Linked DNA regions of Mus musculus: region 2 is linked to region 1. Evidence: chromatin loops called from intact Hi-C (ENCODE). Cell type or tissue: left cerebral cortex. All regions are shown on one strand. Each heading gives the region's core, and the rest is flanking DNA. Links, peaks and the distances in the headings are about the cores only.

What was found. Hi-C counts contacts between places; a loop is a spot of excess contacts. Peaks named below come from ENCODE experiments on the same cell type or tissue, not always from the same donor. Only the 100,000 strongest peaks of a DNase experiment are listed, where the experiment ranks them.
Region 2: it touches region 1 in a loop (9-fold over the local background); 2 of 42 quality-filtered maps call a loop at or near these places.

Annotation. Positions count from the first base shown.
Region 1 is chr8:14,985,981-14,993,558 of GRCm38, reverse strand. It overlaps Arhgef10 (Rho guanine nucleotide exchange factor (GEF) 10), which reads right to left. Exons shown (of 29, transcript NM_172751.3): 27 at 2,325-2,499. Among named protein-coding and RNA genes, the nearest start is that of Gm35149, 6.8 kb to the left of the region's middle. In left cerebral cortex, for the core only: no CTCF peak of the experiment used is centred there; DNase peaks (open chromatin) are centred at 1,734, 3,359, 3,847 and 4,061; H3K27ac peaks cover 3,648 bases.
Region 2 is chr8:14,915,696-14,923,273 of GRCm38, reverse strand. All of the region lies in intron 1 of Arhgef10 (Rho guanine nucleotide exchange factor (GEF) 10), which reads right to left. Among named protein-coding and RNA genes, the nearest start is that of Arhgef10, 7.8 kb to the right of the region's middle. In left cerebral cortex, for the core only: a CTCF peak has its summit at 4,266; no DNase peak of the experiment used is centred there; H3K27ac peaks cover 170 bases.

The DNA.
Region 1 (7,578 bases), core at 1,230-6,229:
TCAGTAGTTCCATGGCTTCTATGCTGCTGGCAAGCCAGCATATGACAGAAGGGTGTGTGGAGGAAAGCTGTTCATCTCATGATAGCTGAGAAAGGTTAGGAGCTGTGTGGAGGAGTGGGGTGGGGGGCATGTGTCCAAGGCATTCCTCCAGCAACACGCCTCCTCTAACTACACCCCATTTCCTAGTTTCCTCTACCTCTCAACACCATTGAAGTATGAAGCCACCGTTGGATTAGGCCAGAGCCCTCATGGTCCAACTGTCCCTAACCTTAAACCCACAGGCTGTCAAGGGGCAGTGCTATATTCAAACCATAACACTTTCAAGAGACTCTGGCATGCCCTTTGATCGGTGAGGTGGGTGGGCCTCTGGAAAATGGAAAACAGTCCCATGAATCTGGTGGTGCCAAGGAGGGCCAGGCTTTGTAGGGAAGGTTGGGAACAGTCAATGCTTGGCCAACTGGAAGCAGAGCAGGAGGCTGAGGAGGGGCAGCCATGGCTACAGGCGAGCGGAAAGAAACACAAGAGTGCCCTGCAGTGCACCTCAGCTACAGACAGAACACTGCACACCCGAGCCGGCCGGTTAGTCAGTGTTTCCCAGTCAGCACTGGCTGCCTGCCTGGGAGGGAGGAGCCTGTACCCACACCGGGTCAGTACCAGGCAGGGGAGAGGAAGTGGGCAAGTGTGCCCTCGCACGTTCGTACGCACCCTGCTGGCCTGAGTCAGTAGCAAGGATTGCCAGTGGATCTGCTCGGAAGCCGGACAGAGGAGAGCAGCCCACAGGTCATTTTTTTTAAATTAGGTACACACCGAGGTCATGGGAAACACCAGTTAACAGAGGGTCGGCAAGATGGAGAGCCTCACAGCTGCCTCACTGTTCACCTGATGGTCTTGCTGTTCCATTGCACTGTATCATGTACGAGGATTATTTTCATAAACACACACACACTCACACACACACACACACACACACACACACACACACACACACTTCACTCACTGGCCAATGCCTCCTTCTCCCAGTCTCTGACAGAAACTGCAGGCAGATGAACACAAGGCAGCCCCCACCCTCACCCACCCACCCCTTCCCCTGCCCTCAGATGGAGGCACTGTGTGACCCCACACATTCCTGTGGTTGGTTCTCAGGATTCCAGGAACCATGGCAACCACAGCTGCTTCCCTGGAGGCCACAGGGCACCAGAGTCAGGATCTGGGCCCCAGAACAATCTAACTCCTGTCCCTTCCCATGTCAATAGAGAGTGCAGGGCATTCTCTGGCCGGATGCAAGCATGTGCTGGCGGCTGGTGACTCTGACACGGTTTCTGTCTAAGGGCGAGGACAGATGCCAACAGCAAACACCTGTCCAGATGATCCACAGAAGCATGCTGGGGGCGGGGGGCAGCCTTGATGCTGAATCACTTTTGTTTTCTAAAAATAACATGTATTTAAAAAAAAAACCCTCCATATTCCTAACGAAATAAAATAGCCTACAATTATCTAAAAAAAAAAAAAAAAAACGGTCAGCGGCCAATCCCACAGGGAAATGCTGGTCAGCAGCCCTAGATGCCTTGTGTCCTCAGGTCTCAGCAGATCTTATCAGTTGGCACCTGTCTTGCCTCTCTGCCTCCCCATCACTCCTCATGTCGGCATCATGACCCCTGAGTTGTTGTTATGCTTTTCCAAGGCGCCTGGAATGGCTTAGCAAACGCTATCCAACACATGAGTTGACAAGTGGCCACGCCCCCACGCCCATCACTTACTTTCTAACTCCGCCCATTACTGTGCTCACTGTTCCCATCTTTCTCCCACGCTCCCCCTGCAGCCTGTTAGGCAGAACCCTGTGGACAAAGGGCCAGCAAGATGCACTTGAGCCTCTCCCTACAAGACCATCCTCCCCAAATCCACCCTGGCATGGCCTCTCTCCTCTCCCTGTTCAAAGTTTTCAGTGATTCCTATTGGCCATGGATATATTTAGGACGATTTATTTTTCCCGGTCTTGCCTCTGGTGCCACTATGTGGTCCACTGTGGCCATTAATGCAGTCTTCATTATATTTGTAGACAGGATGTATACCTGTCTTTACAGGCTACATGTTCATATACATGCTCACACATGAAGCCATGCCAAGTACTACACACAGTAGCTGTGCGCCTATACACACAGGGCACATGTGAACACCCAGGGGCTATGGTCCACATTGGCTATGTGTGCCTTAGCAGCTGATGTCCCTTGAACATCTGCTGCCCTTTCCCCTTCCTTCTGAGGGACCCGGTTGCAGGCTGTATGAGGGACAAGGACATTAGAACCCTGCCTTCCTGGGGGCAGTACCTGGCAGCATGCTATGCACAGGGGCATCAATGTTGACATCCTGCAGGTGCTTCAAGGTCTCTGTGTGGAAGAGGCGGAGGGTGGACCCCGAGGTGAAGGCAATCCAGATGCCAACGCCAGCCACAGCCATGTGGGAGATGACCATCCCTTCATCTTGGTGGGCCTCCAGCTGATTCTGGGGGAATGGAGGAAATGAGGTCACACAGGGTATCGAGGGGTACAGCCAGAGTCTACAACAGTGCTGAGGGCAAAGATGCCACACGGCGGGGCTAGGCTGAGTCACTCCTGGGGATCATGGGGTCTGGGTAGAGATCAAACCCGTGACTGTCAGAGCAGTGGCCTCCGTTCACAGCCACAGAATAGCACCCGTGGGCACAACGCTCTTGAGGCTTCCCCGAGCAGGCAAGTCACTCACAGAACCCAACGCTACTTGCCTTTTATCATGGTACCTTCACAAGCTGAGAGAACAAACTCAACACAACATGAAAGGGGCTACAGGGCGAATGGCTGCTGGCTTAGATCCCTAAGGAGACCCAGCCCACTGAGCAGCACAGCCGTGGGTACCTGGGAGGAGGTCCTTCTCTCCAATCCAGATAAAGCCTGCCGCTCTCCCTCAGACGTAACAGTCCTAGGGTTGCTTCCCTTGAGCCCTGCCTGAAGCAAGCAGCCCTGCCCACAGGGCACTCATTCCCCAATGGGCACCCTCACGGCATCGTTACCGCACAAGGCCTTGCTGGCACACCTCAGCTATACGGTCATCTTGAGACCAGAGGGGGTGTAGAGGCCAAAGCCAAGCCAAGGTGCGGCGTAACAGCACCACAGAAAGTCAAGTAATTCACAGTCAGCATCAATCTTGCCTCTCTAAATCTCAACAACTTAAAATGCTCAGGGGTGGGGGTGAGGGGAGAGACGGGGACAGACATAGCTCTGTGTCCTAAGAGAACAAGGGTGCGCAGCACATGACCCATCAATCGCAGAGGCAACAGGCTTGCCAAGGTTGCAGTAACCCACACCCACACAGATGCTCCCAGAAGAGCTGGGCTGAGCTAAGCTACAGCCTGCATTAACTGTATCTCATTTCAATGGAAGATTCCAGGGTAGGAGTGGCTTTGCTTGTCTGTGGTGGCAGAACCCAGGTTAGGAGCTGTATGGGGATGTCTCCCAACCTTGTCTCCTCGGCCTGTTTTTCAGGCTGCTTGATGCTGGCACACACAAACTAGATTGATTTTTGGATATTGATCTTGTAACCTCCGACCTTGCTGAATTTTAGGTTTTCTTGTTGTTGTTGATGTTTTGTTTGATTTTTTTAATCTGCCAGTGTTGTCCCAGATTCCTTAGGGATTCTGTATTCAAGACTATAGCTTAGCAAATTCTCCTCCGTCCAACCCGACAACACCCACTCAGCCCAACCCCAGCATCTCAGGTAATAACAGTCAACTCTGTGTGGGCAGAGGAGGAGGCGGGCCCCTGAGTCCTCTTTGTGTGTTCACTTACGCTGTTGCCATGCCAACACACAGCTTCCTCTATGTGCCCTGAGACGCTAGCACTGGCCTGGCCCCCAGACTCCTCTCTGTGGGTTCATGTTGTGCACGGTCTGTCTGATGTTCACTGGACGGCCCTGGGGACAGTCTTCCTAGATGCCTTCGCACGGAGAATGGACTCTGTGGCCGGCACTGCCACCCCCACAGGGGCTGTCTGCTTCACTCTGGAGCTCAGGCTGGGTACAGGGACACTTCCTGGGATGCTGAAGAAGGCTGCTGCCCACTAGTCTCGGTGCTGGCATGGTCTTCAGGGTTCTGAGATGCACACCCGTCCACCCACACACACCCTGCACAGTCAGGCATCACTGGAGGAGGAAGTCTGGATCGACAGACACCTCTGCTTCCTGCGTAACTCTGGCCTTAGCACATTGGGTAGATCACTGCGATTGAACTCAGGTCACAAAGAAGCAGGGACCTTCCACGTAGAGCTTGTAATCCAGACACAAGGAATGCACGTCCCCTGCCCAGGACCCTGCCCCTGAGGCAGCTGGGGTGCCTTGGTGGGGGTGCAGGGGGGGGGCTGTGATCCAGTGCCAGGGACTGGAGAAAGAGGTGGCTCTGAATCTCATGCCTGGTCCAAGCAAGGGACGTGGGGTCAGCGGAGGGTCAGACTGCTCTGTGTACTGTTCTCATGACACAGCTAAGCTCATACCTGCCCAGCTCTGGAAATTAGCATCACTTCCTCATTGCAGTTACTCTGTGGAGGTCAAGGCAGGACAGTTTGCCTTGCATTACCGGGTTTCTGTAAGTGCTGAACTGAAGGAGCCTTCCCTTCCCACCCGTTGTCCTGTGCTCTCGGAGGGTGCAGAACTGTCTGCAGGGATAGATGGTCCTCTGCGCATTTGGGGGCACAAATCTTGATCAGGGCTGCCCGTCATTTGAGTTCAGGGTGGAACAGTGACTGCCCCAGGGAACCTGCGGAAGCTGAGTCACAGGACTTTCAGGGAGGCTTGAGAAAGCAGAGCAAGAAACCGGAGGATCAAACAGCGGGTCCCTCCTTCCTCTCCATGTCACACACCTACCCAGCCTTCCCCGGAAGCACATGTGGCCAGCTGCAGCTCCAGGGTCTCCAGTCCCCAGCAACCTTCTCAAGCACTTGATGGAGTGGCAGGGTCATCTTCCAAGAAAGCACATTTCATAACACCTGGTCGGTATCTAGGGTCTCTGGATGCTCAATATCACATGGAAAGTGGGCGATGTGACGTCTGCATCAGGGCCTTAAGGACCAAGGCGCTAGCTCCAGCAGACTTGGCTGTTCCCATCTCTGCCTGCAGACCAGGAAGCTGGGAGGAAGCCCAGACCTCTTGCCCTGGATCCCATACACTGGGCTGAGAGATCTAGGTTCCTGCTACTGTGGGGTCCTCCTGGCCCTGTCAGACCCGCTCTGCCCTCTCACTTGGTCATCACTTGGTCCACACTTCAACCTGAGGACTACAGTTCCTCCTGGAGTCACATCACTATGACACTCTCTGTATCCCTTCCCATGCCTTCCTTGTGAACTCTGCTTATCTTTATGGAAGTGGTGACAAGGCCCTATGGTTTGCTTTTTGCAACCATAACCATATACACAGACTCAGGGCAGATACAGTGATTGGACATTACAAGGCCAGTTCTGACCTGGGCATGGCTTTACCATGCCTGCTGAGGGCTGGGCAGAATGGAGTCACCAGAGCTCCACAGCACCCGACACTGTCCCGTGGCTGGGCACAATGCCAGGGTCTGCTCTACGGTACATGGTACTTGGCAGGTACACAGCAGTATGTACTGGTGCTGGATGAAGGACCAGGGCAGCATTGGTTCAGCTCTGTGATCCTGGGCATGGATCCCCTAAGTCTGGTGTCCTGTTTGAAAGCAGGGACACAGGCCCAGGGCCTGTTCCTTCCCTCCCTGCGAAACAGTTTCTGAGCATGCCTCAGAGGTCACAGGGATGCGGGGATGGATGGGTGGAGCCCTGGCCGGTGCTGCTCTGTTAACTGTCACAGGATGACCGTGGCTGAAGACTACTTCGGGGTTGCTGTATTCTTGTCCTGGCTGTTCATCCTGTCTGTCCCTTTATCCCTTTTCTTCTATCCACCTGAGTCTAGTAAAAAGCACCATAAATGGTGGAAACTCAAGAGCAAGGAAAGCAGCCTTCAGTTAAGCTTCTCCAGTAATGATGCCATAACTGTGCCCCATGGCTCTAGGAAAACAGCTGGGAAGTTAGCATCTACTGGAACCCCAGAACACCAGCCTGTTCATAAACTTAGATTGCTTTAGACTGGTATTAGTTTTTTGAGATTAGATTTTTAAACACACACACACACACACACACACACACACACTCAAAGGTAAGAAGGAAAGCTAACACGCAGCTGGGAAAGAGAAAAGATGGCAAGGGGCTGGAGAGACGCTCAAGGATTAAGATCACATACCACTCTTGCAGACAACCAAAGTTTGCCTCCTAAGCTCCCAAGTTTGGTTGCTCACAGGGGCCCGTAACTTCAGCTGCAGAGGGTCTAACACCCTTTTTGGCCTTTGTGAGCACCTGCACGTGCACACACACACACACACACACACTCACAGAAATAACATGTAGAGAATAGAGTTCCTCCCTACGTGACAGTCAGCATAGGAACCGCCCTCATGCTTGGCAGGAGGCAGACCTGTCCTTTGGGAGGCATTCTGACCCAGGCTGCCAGGTTAGAGACCCCAGACCCAGGATGCCCTGGCCTATGAGCCTTCCTGTTCAGCCCTGCAGCAGCTGTGAGGATGCCTCGCCCTCAGGGCCTCCTCCCTAATGGCTCCCAGTGCTCCCCACCCTGCACGACCCAGGCTTAGCCGTAGGCTCACAGTCTGTGCAGGAAGGCAGCTGGCTCCCCCCAGCAGCAGCACCCCCGCCCCAGCTGGGTGAACACGGGTTGAGATCCCGGGCTGCACCCACATCTCAGCTGTGGCTGCCCACAAAACAGGAACAGCATGAATCTCGTTTTCCCAGAAAAGCAGGTTTTGCTTCTCTCTATAAATGTGTCTAGTTATTTTGGGGCTAAAATATTGCACAGAGGGGACTGGTACTTGGATCTGAATGCTCTACTCGCTGAGCCTTGGAAATCTCCAGCACTGAGCCTCTCTACAGCGTGTGGCATAATAAAGCAGGCAGGGAATGCTACCTTATCTTGGTTGCTTTCAGAGGAAGGCTGCAGAGAGCATCCCCTAGCACTTTTGGTTTTAGTTTACTATAGTAATATGAATAACAGTGATGATGGTGAGGAAGAGGAGGAAGAGGAGGAGGAGGATATAATGTTGCCATTTGGGGAAAAACATCTTAAGATAGTGTTACTATGTCTCAGTATAAAACTAACAAATCACTACTCTGGCTCTTGGATATTTCTTTAAGCAAGATTTCATCCTGATGAAACAGGGCAGCTGGGGTTCCGCTGGGCTCCAGTGTGCTGTGCTGGATGTGGTGGGCGTTTCCCATCACCAACAAAGCAGCCCCTGACTTAGATGAGCATCCTGTGACACTCAGCTGGGCTAGTTTAGACACAGAACCAACGAGGTGAGGACTGCTAGTCGTCAGATCTGCCCTGTGGAGCATGTCTACGTAGGTTCTTGGGACTTTCTAGGAACTTGAATGATGTCACTGGTGCCGGCAAGAGCTGTAACAAAAATCCCAGGAAGTTGCCATGGTACCTGTGACTTGGTAGGGCTCGCTCTGTGCTTGAAGGGAGGTTCTT
Region 2 (7,578 bases), core at 1,464-6,463, 71 kb after region 1:
ACATAGGGTAGATAAGAGTCCAGAGGCCCTTTGCCTTTCTGCTGGGAGAATTTTCTTCTGCACTGTGTGTGAAGGGTCGGGGATAATCTTCTCCTGCACTGTGTGAAGGCTGTCTTTGTATGACTCAAGTGTTGATATCAGCAGAGAGCAGGTACTGTCTGAACTCTGGTATTGTTATTCTAATTGCTCAGCACCTGCGGCATAGTTTGTAAACATTCTTCTCTGTCACCTTCTGATTGGTTTAATAAAAAAGCCCACCGGCCTATAGCAGGACAGGAGACTGAGAGCAGAACATCTGGGCAGAGAATGGAACTGTGGGGAAACTGAGAGGCACGAGATCCGGCAGCCGTGCACGGAGAAAGCCAGTTGCATGAGGGCCAAATGAAAGGCCACGGGACACACGGCAAACATGAACTAGTATAAACCGGTTGCTAAGTTGTATGAGCTGGTTTCGAACAAGCCTAAGCTATAAGGAAGGCCTAAGCATTTACAAATAAATATAAGTCTCTGTGTCATTACTGGAAGTTGGCGGGTCGAGAGAGTCTGGCGATACCGTCCATCGAGACCTGACATGTACTGAGACCTTGGTATAGCAGGTGCTTGCCTGGAACCCATGAGAGATGACAGAATCTATCTGAGCACTGTGGGGTGAGACACCCCATGCAGGTGGCAAGAACAAGTGCACACCTCACTGAGAGGCACCTTGGCAGGATGGACACACACACATGCACACGCACACATGCATGCAAACACACTGCTGCCTTGCTAAGCAACATCTGTGACAGATGTTCTGAGCACCTATCGCCCTGCCCGATACTTGCTGGACACCCAAGGGTTTCAACAGAAAGAACAAAGGAGTTGGTGGGGGTAGGGGGAGCCACAGGAAGCAAAGCACACAGCTGTGAGATGACCCTAGGCACCAGAGGAGACTCATTGGGACAGGGGGTGCTGTCAATGATCACACCAACCTTCCCAGAAGGGACACACGGCAGCTGGAATGAGGAGCACTCGCCTCCCTGAGCTCCCGTGACCTCACCTTGCCTTTATTCCTGGAGCCAAAGCTGGTCTAGATTACTGAGGACTCAGTTGGTCCTTTGAAAGAATGAACATAGATGAGCGGCATTCTGTGAACACGAACCCAGCCCCAAGACATGTCTACCGCAAGCCTCCTACCCTTGAGGAACAGATGAGAGCAATCAGTAAGTACTTTAAACTATACAGTCCAGAAAGAGTGGGACCAAAGGACCATAGCTCCTGGGTACCACTGAAAGTATCCGGAGGTAACCCCAGGCTGATGCTGTGATGTCAGCACGAGTAAGGAGCAGAGGCCAGCTAGAATCCAGAGTGGGCACCAGAGTCTGGGGGCTGTAAAGGCAAAGCCACCCTACATGGGTCCTGTGCATCTCTGTGCTCACTCTACTTACTGGTCTGTGAGGTAACCAATGGCAGGTGGCAAACACCCTTCCCGAAAGCAGGCAGAATGTCATTTCCCTGTCTGGAGTGTGTCTGGGAGCGGGCACACACCTACAGGGGCACTGCATGTAGGGCTGCATCCTGAGCCCAAATACTCACACTTGCAGCCATTCCTGCTGTGTGGGCTTTATGAATACGTGAAACACGTATAAGCAGAGTCCAAATGGCTCCCACCTTCCTGCTGGTATGACCAGTGCTACTGGGAAACAGCCAGTCCCCGGCTGTCAGCAAGTGCTCATCTCAACAACTGGATCAAACCGCCTGGAACTGCTCAGGTAGAGAAGCAGCTGTCTTTCAGCCAGCACTGCCCACAGCCCCCACTGTCAGCATTGCTCAATTACCAGGCTGGCACAGCCCCCTAACCTCATACATAGGCAGCACTGCCAACCAACCCGGCCAACACCACCGCTGCCGCCACTGCTGCTCGTCTGCATGGCCAGGTGTTTTCCTGCACAATCCTTTCCAGAATGTTCTTGTCCTGCAAACTGCTCCTGGGTATACTTTCACTGTCTTGGTCCCTCCCCGCTCCGAGCCCCCCCCCCCAAGTCTGTGTGTGTGTGTGTGTGTGTGTGTGTGTGTGTGTGTGTGTGTATCTTTCTCTGCTCTCAGCCTGAGACAATGGCTATGCATTCTCAGGAAGGAACTCACCTGGACTCCCTGACATGAAATATGGTGTTAAGTAATTCCTAAGAACAAGGCCCTATTCATAGGCTGATGAGACACAACTCTGGACATGTTCCAGGTGAAGGCGGCATCGAAGAGGCCACCGGTGAGAAGCAGTGACGGTTAAGGTGGCTCTGGCCAGCCAAAGCTGGGTCCATGGCTACAAGGGCACAGCTGGTGGGCCTGGTCATCTGTAAGCCTGAGGAGGTAGCCCCACTGCACAGAAGGAAACCACTGACGAATGTGACCTATGCACCAGCAAGGTACCATGCCAGCTTGTGTCTTCACTGCTGCGGTTTATGCCCTGTGCAGAGGCCCCCAAGCCTGCCTCGGGTGTCTGCATCCATTGTGCTCCCAGGATATCCTAGTCCAGCTCCCAGGGGTGGCTCCTGAATATCTTTTTTAGGGCTCAGTAAGGCACGTCACTGTATGGAGCACTAAGACTCCAAACAGACCAGCTCAGCATCCTAGGCCTTACTGCCCTCGCAAGAACCGACATGCAAGAGGGCAGAGGAGAAAGCTCTGCCAGCACCATCCGAGCTGCTGTCTGGCCTGCATTGTGTCCCTCGATGAATTCAGCAGTGTGCATTCTGCACACGGTCCCCGAGGCCCCCTGACAGAGGTACAAGTCAAAAGGGGGAGGCATGCAGGCTAGGTCCCACTGCACTTGGAGATCAGCATACCAGGACGGTGCTTTACCGTTAAACAGTACTTTTCCTTGGAGCCAGCCTGGCGGTCTGGGATGCCCTGGTGTATGCCCAAATTGTGACCACAATTGACACAAACCAACAATGTCTCAAAGACTCATGTCATCTAAACAAAACACAAACTGTATACTGTTATCTAAACATCTGTGCAGCTCTAACTGCATGTTGACTGGGCAATGCCTTTGCTAGTGTTGTTCAGGAGACTGGTCATTATGTTAAAAAAAAAATACAAAACAAAACAAAACGGCAGAATTCGTCATTCAGAGGGTAGCAGTCGCCAGACGGGCTCTGGCCATCTAAACGGACAGCCTATGCCCATGAAGGCTTCTTGGGCAGCCTCTGCAGACAAGCCTTTCCCTGGCATTCTTGAGGGTCCCTTAGAAGAGTATGCCAGCCCTTGGTTGCCCGTGGCCTGTAAGAACAGCCATGTAAGCCTAGAACTTAGACTTGCTGGACTAGTCCAAGGAGGTACAGAACAGAAATAAGAAGTTCATTACCTCAGCAGGGAACAAGCCGGATTCAAAGCAAACCATCCCAACAGGCTAGTGAGGGCCGGAAGGGACCAGAGGAGAGAAAGAGCTCCCTCGGTTGCTGCTGACCATGGGAATGCACAGTGATCCCACACATACAATTCTTCAAACTCCTGAAAATATCCGGAGCTGTGGTTCTATGCCTGCACTTATGTACTAAGGAGCCAGCAAGGAGGAGAGGGTGTCCTGGTGGCCAAATGCTTGGAGACCTCATATCTGGCTGGAGGACAGCATCCGGTCCACCAGACCAGTAAGACTTCCTTAATGGAAGGAGAGACGACGAGTACAGGTAGGCAGCGCTGCCCAAGATGGGAACCAAGAAGGGAGCTGCCCAGCATGGTGGGAAGGAGATTGCCACACTGAGAAGGCTGGAGATCTAGGGGGATGATGGTGCCTGGCGGCTGGAACTCGGAAGTAGTCAACCTGGAGTTCCTGTTCACGGCATGGTGGGCCATTTAGAACAAAGGGACCCATGAATGGTATAGGAGCAAGTTCCTCCTGGGATCTGGGAGGGGGGCTGGCCAAGGGACAGTAGCATCCCAAGATGTCTGTGTAACTCCTGACAGAAGTACCATCACGTGTTAGAGGCCATGAGTGACTGAGCTTCAGACCCTAGCTGGACAGTGTGAGGCCATGAATGACTGTCACGATGGCTGCGTAGTAATGTCCATCCTGTTTGTTTGGGTGAACTGAGACTTGTGGGTAGCCTGAGAAATGCTCTCCTCTCTGGTGGCCGTTAGCAGGGATCCCATTATGAATTAACACCATCCTGTTCCCGCCCCACCCCCTACAGTTCAACTGGGGGCAAAGTTAGGAGAAAGATGGCATTACACAGGTTAGTGGTAAGACGCCTATCCCTGCACCCCTGAAGAACGTGTCCCCTCTAGTGGCACTGCTAAGGATCTGCACCACCATCCATAAGCAAGTATCACTGCACAAAGAGCTCGGGGTACCCCCTCCTCTGCCCCTTCTGCCCATGAGGAGGAAACGCATGGGGACTCTCACATGGGATCCTTGGGACAAAGGACCTTGCTCCACAAACCAGCTGCTGACTCTCAGACACTGACCCTGCATCCTTCAGCAACCTGGGCCTAACCTGGTTATCAGAGGCTACCTCCATGCATCAACAGGCCCCATGTATCTCCCTCCCACCTGCCTCTCTTGGGTAGATCTCTGGAGGCCGCACTCTCTGCACCCTGTCATCCTTCTACCTTTTGGAAGCACAGAGTGATCCTACAAACCTGCAGCTTCAGGCCAGCTATGTGCCTAAGACTGCCTAATACCGTGACCCTCTGCCCACTCCATGTTTCAGGGAGGCAGGCAACTGTTCTTCCTAACGGGCTTCTCTCCATAAAGAACAGAACAAACCATGGAGGGTATCTCCAGTTCTCTTCTTTCTCTTAGACCCAGGTCCGAATCCATGAGCAAAGCTGTTGGTTTCGATTTCCCATCTCCCCGAAGCTGACTGACCACAAGCCAGCACTACCCACACCTGACCAGAGACTGTGATCAACCAGCTCACAATGGGCCTTCCTGCCTGCACCTCTCCACTACAGGGCCAATGCTGTCCTGCAAAAAGACAGACAGATGTGCTCAACGCCCAGCCTGACTTTCAGTTTCTTTGACTCTACACAGATACTACTCCAACCGTCTGCCAGTCATTCAGACTCAGCAAGATCGGTGCACACGTGATCTCAGAGACCCGCACAGGTTCAAGCCCCACGGGGTCCCAGTACTGAGATGAAGAAATAGACACAGGGTCCTGCCCCTAACCAAGAAGCTACTTGCAATGGGTAGCTGTTGGCAATGGGAAAAATAAGGCTTTTCCCCCTAGTGCAGTGTCACTGGGACACACCAACCGCACTGCAGAGTGAGCTCCATGGTCGGGAGTGATTGGTCAACACAGGGGTTTTGTCTGTTTGACCTTTATATTTCTTTTTTTCTTTTTTTTTTTTTTTTTTTGGCTTTTTGTTGTTGTTGTTGTGGTTTTGTTTCTCATTTGTTTTGATTTTCTTTTTCTGTTTTGAGAGACAGGAAATACAAAGTTGGGTGGGTAAGTGGGGAGAGGGAAACACACACACGCACACACACACTAATTTTAGAAAGAGCACTTGCCAAGGGCAAGTGTACAAGCTGCCGGTGAAGGTGAGCCATCTGCAAAACGTACTTCGTATGAAACTGAAAATCTCCCAAGGTAAGTTCAGGCAACCTCCTTCCCCTCCCTGTGGTCTGCAGGTCACCAAGCGTCCTATCCTCTGATGACCTTTTATGTCTAGACACAATGGAGGGTGGAAGTGGCTCTTCACAGTCCTCCCACCCCCACGGAGAACCACTGTGGAGACCACACATCCTGGAAAACACAAGTCTCTTTTCCCCTCCACAAGCACCTATGATTATTTCCCCAATTGCTTTGGTTGCTGGGCAAAACACTGCACCTTTCATTCCTTCCTGCGAAGTCATCCAAAGCCCTGCATGTCTGGACTCCATTCCAAAGCAGAGGACCTGCCCTGTCCGGGCCGGTGCCCTGGGCCCTGCCGCATTCCTCCACTTCAGACCCTGGCTTCTGGGCTGTGCATGGAGAACCGTGTTGCTCTATCAGAACCGACTGCGAGAGAGTTCAGGCTTCGGCTCTGATTGAAAAGGGGCCCGCTCTACACAGCACGGGACCATGCCACGGGAGATAGCCTCTCCCACAATGCACCACAGAACACAGCTGCAGCCAGAGCCAGAGCCCACACGAACAGTTCCCACCAGCAAAGTTTCCCTGAGGAAAGTTACCCACTGAGCTCTGCCACTCAGCTCACTGGGCTGCTTCCACCACCCCCACAACCATCCCCACCCTCACTCCACCCCCAACCCCAACCCCTACCCCATACCAACCCCACCCATACCCCTACCCCCTATCTGACCCTCACCCCCACCCCCATCCCATCCCCACCCCTGTTGACTCAAGTGCTTGACAGCAAAGCATCAATCAATGTTCCTATCATTTCTGAAGCCAGAAGGCTGGCCAGTGCCAAGAAGCAAACTGGCCAAGCCCACACAGAAAGGCTTTCTCTGCAGGGCCTCAATAGCACCCCACCCATGTGACCTCTGACCCAGTCAGACTCGGGGCCCACACACTGTGAGGACACACTCCGAGGGTTCTCACACACAAACCCAGGCTTTCAGAGATGGGGTTACTCAGCTGTGAAATCCCCTGGTCACATCCACCCTAAGTCCCCAGCGGGTCACCGTAGGGATCCAACTGGAACTAACACAGTATATAGCACAAGGCCTGGCCTTGTGGGTCAGCCCACTGCCTCACGGTGCTGACACCTGACCATTTATCCTCGACAGAGACTGGGCCTTCAATCCTGAGCTTACAGCTGTATGGTGAGCACCAAAGACCACTTCAATTCATTATTCTCATGTCCTTTAAAGAGAACCAGAAACCAAATTGAAATGGTGACTCCATTTTCCTTGGAGCAGGGATGGGGGAGCAAGGGGGTGGGGGGAGTGGGGATGGGGCATAAGTGAATGAAACAGCTACTATATGTAGCTATAGGACCTGGCTAGCTGGCACAAGCCCTAGCTTTGAATCCTAACATGGAAAAAAAAATAAAACCAAAACCAAACCAAACAAAATACAAAACAGAAAACCAAACCAAACAAGATATACATGCATTTGTTTCCTGGGCCTCTCCCATGTAAATCTTTTCTTTTTCTATTTTGTTTTGTTTCACACCGAAGCCCAGACTCACCTAGAATTCACTAACAGCTCAGGTTGGCCTCCTGTCTCTACCTCGTGGATGCTTGAATTACATGTGTGAGCTATTATACCTGACTTAATCCAGTCTTATTCATCCGCACCAATGAGACAAGACGAGGTACCAGTTCAAACATCACCTATCCATATGACTCTAGAGTCTTTAGGGCTTTATCTCAAGGCAAAAGCCCAAAGTACTTTAAAAAGAAATGCCATCAGAAGGGAGTTGTGGCTTGGTGGTAGGACACTCGCCCAGTATGGGCAAGGCCCTGGGTTCAATCCCCAGAGCTGCAAAAAGTGGTGCAGGATTTGAGGGAAACTGGGTAACACTCACCAGCCGCGCCCAGAACGAAAAGCAGAAACGGTTCCTAATGTATCACACGCCTTCAGGACAGTAGCCCCAGCAGTGAGAGTGATCTCTGAACTAGGTGTGGAAGGCCCCCCAGTTCAGGCACAC